3 separate regions of the Homo sapiens genome follow, and all the other regions are linked to region 2. Evidence: chromatin contacts called from ENCODE Hi-C or POLR2A ChIA-PET data. All regions are on one chromosome and are shown on one strand. The core of a region is the stretch at or near the end of the contact, and the rest is flanking DNA. Distances in the headings are between cores, read along the strand shown. Region 1 has its middle 33 kb from the start of PPIF. Region 2 holds the start of TMEM254-AS1 (TMEM254 antisense RNA 1). Region 3 overlaps ZMIZ1 (zinc finger MIZ-type containing 1).

Region 1 (2,704 bases), core at 39-2,538, 700 kb before region 2:
GGGCAGGAGCCGGGCACAGGCTGCACAGGAGGCAGCCCCTGGAAGGGTGGCATTCAGATGCCTAGCCCTGGGTTTACCAGGCTGTAGGGAGGAGGACCAGGGTCTCTGAGGAGGGCAGGTGGGGGCTTGACTCCCCAGCAGACTATGGGTCCCAGGCTTAGCTCAGAGCTCTGGGCCAGGTCCCAGGACACACTGACAGACAGCTGTTTGCTGAAGGAAGGACTGGACAGGCTGGTGGGAATCCGCTCGGTGGCCCTGGTCAGGATCGGAAACAGCGCAGACAGTGGAGGTTGAAGGGTGTGGTGGAGGTCCCTGCTTGTCAATCTGGGGCAGCAGGGCTTCCCCAGGCCTCAGTTTATGCACCCGACATACTGACATGTTGTTCTCTGCCCTGGCTTCTGCCAGGACTGTTAGGAGGATGCATGAGGCCAGAAAACCGGGAGGAACTCCAGCCTATGGCCGGAGTCCAGCGCAGAAGCCGGCTGGTAGCCTGAGCCTGGGAGCTTCAGCACCACAGTGGGGGCTGGTGGGAGAGAGGTGGCCACCCCAGGGCTGTGTGCGGGAGCTGCCCAGGTGTCTCCTGCCACTCAGTGTGTCCTGATTGCCCCCAGCTTACAGATAAGGACATGAGGCTCTGTGTCACACATTCCAAGTAGAGCCTTGTCAGGGTCCTGCCAGGGGGGGCCCTGGGCTCCCGATGGGCTCTGGTGCTCAGGCGGTTGAGCTCCCGCTGTCTCTCCCCAGGCCAGGTCTCCCCTCTCTGTGTCTGGAGCAGATGCCAAGGGGGCTCCTCACAACCTGGCAACCATCACCACTTGGCACCAACCTACCCCACCTCCCTTCCTCCTGCCTGGTCTCTTGCCCTTTGAGACCACCCAGCCCTGGACCCTCACTCCTGGTCTGACCTTTGCAACTCTGTGTCTGTCCCAGCTCTGCCCTGATACGCTGCACTGGGAGGTGAGAACTCCAAGTTCAATCAAATCCTGGCTCTGCCACCTGCCTGCTGGGTGAGTGTGCTAGGTGAGACCTTTCCCGGTGGGGCCTCAGCTTTAGCCCAGAGCAGGGCCACCCTCTCTGGATCCCTTGCCGGCCATTTCTTTGGTGGACTCTGCTCTCTCCTGGGTCCTCAGCAGCCAGCTGCCTCTGGATATGGGCACTGAGTCCAACCGGAAATCCTTCCTGTCCAGGGAGTTACTGGTTTCCACGGCTCCAGGAGATGTTGAAATGCAGGCTGTTTGCCTTGGGTTTGTGTTCTTTCCACAGAAAACAAAACAAAACAAACACACAGGCGCATGCACACTGCCACACACTCAAAGACAAGGGCATGTCATCAAATAACAGCCCTGAAGCCCCAGCCTCAACATGCATGGGTGCCCAGTCAATGCTTACTGGGTGCGCAAAAGCACCTGGGGCCCTGGGTTCGAGGCCTGGCTCCCTGCGGAATCCCTGGTGTGATCACTGGTCGGATGCTTCTGCCTGAGCCACAGACAGTGGGAACAGGAGACCCACACTCCCCGGGCCCCTCCTGGGTGCAAGCAGTGCGCTTTGTCTTGTGTTCAGTGGGTTGTCTTATCCACACAACACCCCGGGGAGAGCTGGGGCTTGGAGAGGGGGAAAGCCACCCAGTGTCACACAGCTGGGGTGGCAGGGCTGGCCTGGTGGCAGTGCTGAAGGGGACAGGAGGACCCTGAGACAGACACCGGCTCTGTTTCCTCAGATCTGCCCAAGAAGAGCAATAGCCCCACCCAGGCTGCTGGAGGACTTGAGCTGGCAGAGGGCATGGTGTGGAGGAGGGGGTCCATTCTCCTCTCACCCTGGCGGAGATGGGTCCCCTCTCCACTCCCTTGCTGGGCCCGACTGGCAGCCACCTGCTTTCAGGCCAGTGACTCTGGCCATTCCACACACTGAGGGCAGGCACCGCGCAGGGAATTCTCTAGATGCAAATCAGCAGGAAGGGGCTTTGTTCTGGGATTTGCTCTGTACCCCAAATAAGACAGGAGGTCTGGCCTTGGTGGCCTCTGTTCCTGCCTTTCCCTCCCCCTTCACATCCATGGTCCCTGACCCCAAGGACTGGCATTTTGTTTTCTCTGCTCCATCTCAGAGGCCACAGTCAGGGGCCGTGGGATGGCCCATAGGGATGTGCTTTGACTTCTACACTATTCAAAAATCCAGTTAACTCTTTAACTCGTTGCCAAAATTTAAAACATGGAAAATTTCACATAACAACTGGGATTTCCAGTTTTTCTCCTGCTGCCCCTCCCTCCCTCCCCAGGCAACAACATTCATAGATAGCAACAGTTGGCTGGAGCTGAGGACCGGGCGCCCCCTTGACAGGACTCTCTGCCCCCTGCCTCCTCCCCATCACCGTGGGTCCCACAGGAACACTAGGGACCATCTGAAGTCCAGTGCTGCTCAACTTTGGATGCACAATGGACTGAGCTGGGGGGCTTTACAAACTCAGACACCCTGGACCACTTCCTTGGCCTCCCTGGGGTGGGACCAAGGCATGATGTTCTTAAAGCCCCGCAGGTGACTCAGGTGAGCAGCAAGGTTGAGAACAGCAAGAGCCGATGCTGGGCTTTGCAGGTGGGTGGCTGCTGATAGTCTTGCTTCGTTGTGGTTCCCCATGACCCTCAGCAGGAGCCCCACCTCATGACAGCCCAGGCTTTGGTCAGAAGAGGGGCCCCTGCCCCGTCTCCCCTGG
Region 2 (2,700 bases), core at 95-2,594:
TAGCCGAGACAGAGCCAGGACTTAAATCCAGGCAGCCTGTTTCACAGTCCCTGCTCATAACCATGGTGCTGTATAGTTCCAAACATCTTAACTAATGAGGACAGCATTATTTCTCAAGGTGCACAGCACAGAGAACTTCAAAAATTAGACTCTTAGTAAAACACCATCTTTTTTTTTTTTTTTTGAGACAGGGTCTTGCTGTGTTGCCCAGGCTGGAGTGCAGTGGCGTGATCTGGGCCCACTGCAACCTGCACCTCTCAGGTTCAAGAGAGTCTTGTCTCAGCCTCTGGAGTTGCTGGGACTACAGGCAGGCACCACCGCGCCCAGCAAATTTTTTGTATTTTTAGTACAGACGGGGTTTCACCATGTTGACCACGCTGGTCTCAAACTCCTGACCTCAAGTGATCTGCCCGACTCGGCCTCCCAAATTGCTGGAATTTATTCCAACACCTCATTCATTCATTCATTCATTCGAGACAGAGTCTAGCTATGTTACCCGGGCTGGTCTCAAACTCCTGGGCTCAAGGGATCTTTCTACCTCAGCCTCCCAACGTGCTGAGATTACAGGGACACGCCACCGCGCCAGCCCGAACATCTTTATCTTAAACCCAGAAAAGTGACAGGAGTGTCTCCCCTACAAGATGATGACCAGCCCTCCAGACCTGAGCCCAGGTGTGATTCCAAGGCCCCTGTACTGGGGCCAGACAGGGAGACTCGCTCTCAGGGACTTCCCAACCAGCACCATCTTCTCCCTGCGGGGATGGCGAGGGAGCGCGGGCCGGCCCCGGCCCTGCCTCCGCGCTCGCGCTCGACGGTGTCCTGAAGCGCGCTCCCGGGGAGGTGTTGCAGCCATGGCTACGGCAGCCGGCGCGACCTACTTTCAGCGAGGCAGTCTGTTCTGGTTCACAGTCATCACCCTCAGCTTTGGCTACTACACAGTAAGGACAGCCGCTGGAGCGCTACGGTCTGACGAACGAGCGAGCGCTCGGTTCACCCCAGGACCTGGGCTCACAGGCCGCGGGCCGGGGGAAGTCGTGCAAGCACAATCCCGACTCCCGCGCGCTAGGAGCGGAGGGGAGGGGACCAGACTCCGCAATGAGAGCAAGCATACTGGTCCGCCAGGGTCTTGGGCGGGCGCCCAGGGCCCTGAGAAACCGGCTAGCCAGGCTTTTCTTATATGGGGGCGGGGACGGCTGGGGAGCTCCCAGCCAACTCTGTGTCTGGGTTTTTCAAGAGGATGGTGAAGTCGGAGGCCAGCAATGCGGCTACCGCCTATTTCCGTCCAGCAAGACCCTTGCCCTCTCTGGTCACAGTCCTGGGGCTGGGCTACTTCGCGGTGAGGCGTGGGGTGGGGCGGGGCGGGCCTCTGTTTTGGCCCGCCGGGCCCTCGTAGGGCGAGGGGAGCTCTGGGAACGGGGCCTGTGCGCACGCGCATCTGACGGTTGTCTCGGTTACTCATGTAAGCGGAAATTCGGTGGGCTCTTAGGATAGTTTCTGCTTTCTAGTGTTCCTGTCTTTGGGTCCTCACCTCTGCATGGTTACTAACGGGTTATCCGAGCCTAAGCCTCTCACGAAGCGGAAAGTCAAGTTAACAGACTGCCATAGGCCTGCCAAGTCAGAATAGGGCTTCCGAAGCAGAATGTTTGAGCCAATAGGAATTGTTTGGAAAACGGGGATAAATCTAAAGGATGGGTAGGATTTAAGTGGTAAGGGAGGATAAAGAGGCTATAACTGTTCTGACATAGGTGTGGAAGCAAGAAGAAAGCTGTACCTAGAAAAAGAGCGACGTTTGTTTGGCTGAGAAATAATCTGTTTAAAGGATAACGAGAAAGATGCGTGGAAAAGTAGGTTGGGGGCTAAGGTGGTAGTTTTGTGTTTTTTTGAGACGGAGTCTCGCTCTGTCACCCAGGCTGGAGTGCAGTGGGGCGATCTCGGCTCACTGCAACCTCTGCTTCCCAGGTTCAAGCGATTCTCATGTCTTTACCTGTAGCTGGGATTACACTATGCCCAGCTATTTTTTTGTGTTTTTAGTAGACATGGGTATTGGTGAGGCTGGCCTCGAACTCCTAACGTCAAGTGATAAGGTGGTAAAATTTTGAAGGAAGGCGAAGCTATTTGGGTATACCAATAGATCCTGGAGATTGGAGATTTGTCTTGTCCACAGTGTTGTTTGTTGGTGTCAAATCTGACAACCTATGTCCTGATTTCCCCATATGTACAATGGAGGTGTTGAACTGAAAATTTTCAAAGGTGCATTTCTGTTCTACGATTTAGTGTCTGTGACTAGTTAGAATATAGTTGGAGGAAAGCTTTGGGGACTTCAAATTGGGATCTTGTGGAGCTGGCAGATGCTCCCCTTTCCCTTTGGTTTGGGAGGATGCAGTGATATTTGTGCATTATTTAACTTTCAGATGTGAAACAACATCGTGAGAGAGGTAGTACTGCTCTTGACAAAGATTTGAATGGGACAATACATTTTGAAACTGTTGAGTTATTCTCAGAAAAGTCTTAGCTGACAGAAGTTACAATACAGAGGCTGAAAGTTAAGATTACGAAAAATTTATGTGATTAAGCAGTTGCTATTAAAATGTCACAACCTTATCTCACTTATTTTCCATCTCTATGCAGTGGATCATTCTCAGTTTTAGCCGTACAAAAAGGGAAAGCCGAGAAAGGAATTCTAAATTAAACAGAGGTTTG
Region 3 (2,700 bases), core at 56-2,555, 790 kb before region 2:
TGGTGACCCGGCAGCCTTGCCCTTGATTGGCTCTGCTACCTCTGTGAGCCCCAGCTTCTAAGATGGGCATCTGTTGGGCCCACTTAATGGGGCACTGAATGAGTTCTTAGGTGAAGGCCACTTCACAAAATTCCTTGCATCTAGAAGTCACTCAGTAAATCAGAACAACAGTAACAGCGGCAGCCAGCAGTTTCAGGGTGTCCAAGGTGTGCGGGACTCTGGGCCTCATACATGTTAGGCACTTACACTTAACCCTCACGGCAGCCTTCGAAGGGAGGGGCTGAATCAGCCCCATTTCATAGATGAGGTTGCTGAGGCATACAGAGAGTGAGCAGTGGTTTCATCGCTTCCCTCTGTGTCCTTCTCTCACTTTCTGGGCCCCAGTGGCCATGTGGCCACAGACACACTGTGTAGGTGGTCGGTCATCAGGCTTAACGAAATGGACATATTCATTTTCAGCATCACTCCAAGGGTGAGTGCAGAGAGGTGGTTTCTCCCTGGCACATTTTTTTGTTTAGCAAAGGTTTCCTGAGCCCTATTGGTGTGTGAAGACATCATGCTTGGCTCAGGGAGCCCAAGAAATCAGTGACAGCTCCTGAGGCAGAAGGGAGAAGGCAGAGGGTTCTCACTCTTGCCAGGAATGCGAAGAGCCAGTGGAGTTCAGTACCTTCTGCAAGGGCTTCCCGGAGGAGGTGGCCTTTGGAAGAGCCTGGAAAGGATGAATGGCATTTTCAAGGTGGGATGGAACTTGCCAGCCTGAGAAGAGGCACAGAGGCCCCTGTATTAGGGAGCAGTTGGCAAATGGAACCGTTGCTGCTGACATTGCAGATGGCTTCTGGCCTTGGTGCTTCTGTGGGTGGAGCAGGATTGTTGGGGCCGTTTTGGCTGGACAGGACTGTGGCTGGGAGCAGCTTATGGTGTGATACTGGGCAGGCCATGCTGGATTAGGGTTGTACAGAGTGGGACAGAATTATTAAAAAATGCCAAGCACCTGTGACCAGGTGAAGCAAGTCTGCAGGTTAAACTGTGCTCGTCGGAGAGAAGAAGGGCTCTCAGGCACCCTCCAGACCCTCCTCCCATCCCAGCCAGGCCATGCCTTTCTGGTAGCAGCCCAGGGGTCTGCTTGGTCCTTCATCCTTGGGAACAGGGACCAGGCATTCCCCCGGTGGTGGTATCTTGAGTCTAGGCAGTGGCGTCACATCAGCAGGGCTGCTGTGGGGGCCTGCGGGGGCGAGAGCCTTCTCTGCGACAGCAGGAGCCCGTCTCCCCCAGAATGAGATGAGTCACGGTCCTGTCGGTGCGGCTGCCACTTCTGCTTCTGCAGCAGGTGCGTGTGGAGGCAAGCTAGTCCTGAGACTGCCCCACACGCTGTGCCTGTCTCTTCCCCAGTGCACGGGCAGCATGCCAGCAGGGCCTCGCGTGTGTGCACGGATGTGTCCTCCATATGCCTGCGTGCATCTTTGCTCTGGGGCGGCAAACCTTCCAGCCAGGCAGTGGGATGGCCAGTTTGGGAACGTTGGTTAGCTTTGCTTCTCACCAAGTTTGGGGCAGAGGGGACAAAACAGGAAGGAGCTGGTTTCCGCCCACAAGGCTCACCCACGGAGCTGCAGGGCAGTTGGGAGCTTGTTCGTGGGCCTGTGTAGCGTCCTGGGCTGAGGTGATGAGGCAGCAGTTGCCCACTCCCTGGCCACAGGCAGGGCCCTGCCGGCCCCTGGGGCCTCCCATGGGGGTTCATTTCCTGAGCCTGGCCAGGCATGTTCTCAAAGGATAGGAACTTCCGTCTCAAGGCCATCAGCCTGGAGGGTTGGTGGGAACTTGTGGGGCAGAAGTTCTGGGGCGAGAAGCCACTCAGGCTTGGGTTTTGTTCAGATGTAGGGGACCCCCTCTGGTCATCCAGCACACCTAGGACATGGGCCTTGAGGACAGCAGGTGTCCAGGGGATCTCCTCTTTGTTTTGTAAAAGCGTGACCTGTAGAGCCTCCCTGTGAGACTCTGGTGTGCCAGTCTGGAACCAGGTGGTGTGCCGGGTCCCCAGTGACCTCCCTGGGAGACAGAGGCTGTTCCAGCCCAGCCTTCCTGAGGAGCAGGCTCATGGCTACTTTCCTGTGTTTCTCTGCACTGCCCACTCCCTCTGGGCTCCCAGTCTCCAATCCGCCACCTGGAGAGCAGAGTCTGTCGCTATCTGTCACCTTTGGCCCAAGCATCTGGATCTTCAACAAGCCACTACCCATCATTGTGCCTGGCCAACTGAGTGCCCTGAGTACAGCTCCTCTACTCCAAATGCGAGTCCTGCAGTTTCCCCAGAAATCACGAGCAGCGCTCAGTTGGGAAAGCCCTTTGACTGCATTCTCCTCTTTGAGCCACATCAGATTTAGGCTGCTGAACCTGTGTTCAAACCTATTTGACCAAGATCCACGATAAATACACATACGACACCTTGACCCAAGGTGCACATGTATTTGTGTATAAAACCAAGACAGAAGCTCAAGGACTAATCTTCATCTTTATTGTGTGCTCACACTCCATCACTTTCTAGTTGATGCTTTTTTCTCCCCTGCTGGTTGGATGTCATCACCTGCTCAGATTCTGTAACCCACAGTTGGAAAACACAGAGTAGAGTGGGGAGGTATCATCTGATGCCCATTTTACAGATGAGGAGATTGAGTGAGGAAACTTGCACCAGGGTCCTAAGCACAAAAG

Evidence for each region. A loop is a pair of places that touch in the nucleus more often than their neighbours do. ChIA-PET counts read pairs that join two places held with the same protein, here RNA polymerase II (POLR2A). Pooled maps may share reads with other maps.
Region 1: a loop to region 2 is called in a map of chondrocyte, with 5 times the contacts of the local background. The contact joins the enhancer-like site here to the promoter of TMEM254-AS1 in region 2. A Hi-C loop is called at or near these places in 2 of 168 maps with a recorded cell type or tissue (PC-3 and chondrocyte) and 2 of 50 pooled maps.
Region 3: a loop to region 2 is called in a pooled map, with 6 times the contacts of the local background. The contact joins the enhancer-like site here to the promoter of TMEM254-AS1 in region 2. A Hi-C loop is called at or near these places in 5 of 50 pooled maps. POLR2A ChIA-PET finds 5 or more read pairs at or near these places in 2 of 52 experiments (BJ and PC-3).

What each region holds. Positions count from the first base shown.
Region 1 is chr10:79,379,208-79,381,911 of GRCh38, forward strand. No RefSeq gene overlaps it. Among named protein-coding and RNA genes, the nearest start is that of PPIF, 33 kb to the left of the region's middle. Within about 2 kb of position 1,289, at least 21 of the 41 ENCODE cell types and tissues checked have a DNase peak (open chromatin) inside an H3K27ac peak, as active enhancers do.
Region 2 is chr10:80,077,849-80,080,548 of GRCh38, forward strand. It overlaps TMEM254-AS1 (TMEM254 antisense RNA 1), which reads right to left and starts at 1,345. Exons shown (of 4, transcript NR_027432.1): 1 at 879-1,345. TMEM254 (transmembrane protein 254) reads left to right here and starts at 817. Exons shown (of 4, transcript NM_025125.4): 1 at 817-938. The coding sequence starts at 852.
Region 3 is chr10:79,285,151-79,287,850 of GRCh38, forward strand. All of the region lies in intron 8 of ZMIZ1 (zinc finger MIZ-type containing 1), which reads left to right. Among named protein-coding and RNA genes, the nearest start is that of PPIF, 61 kb to the right of the region's middle. RefSeq lists cis regulatory regions at 82-582, 1,070-1,570, 1,168-1,668, 1,184-1,684, 1,193-1,693 and enhancers at 418-607, 821-1,471, 1,018-1,637, 1,472-2,122. Within about 2 kb of position 1,306, at least 23 of the 41 ENCODE cell types and tissues checked have a DNase peak (open chromatin) inside an H3K27ac peak, as active enhancers do.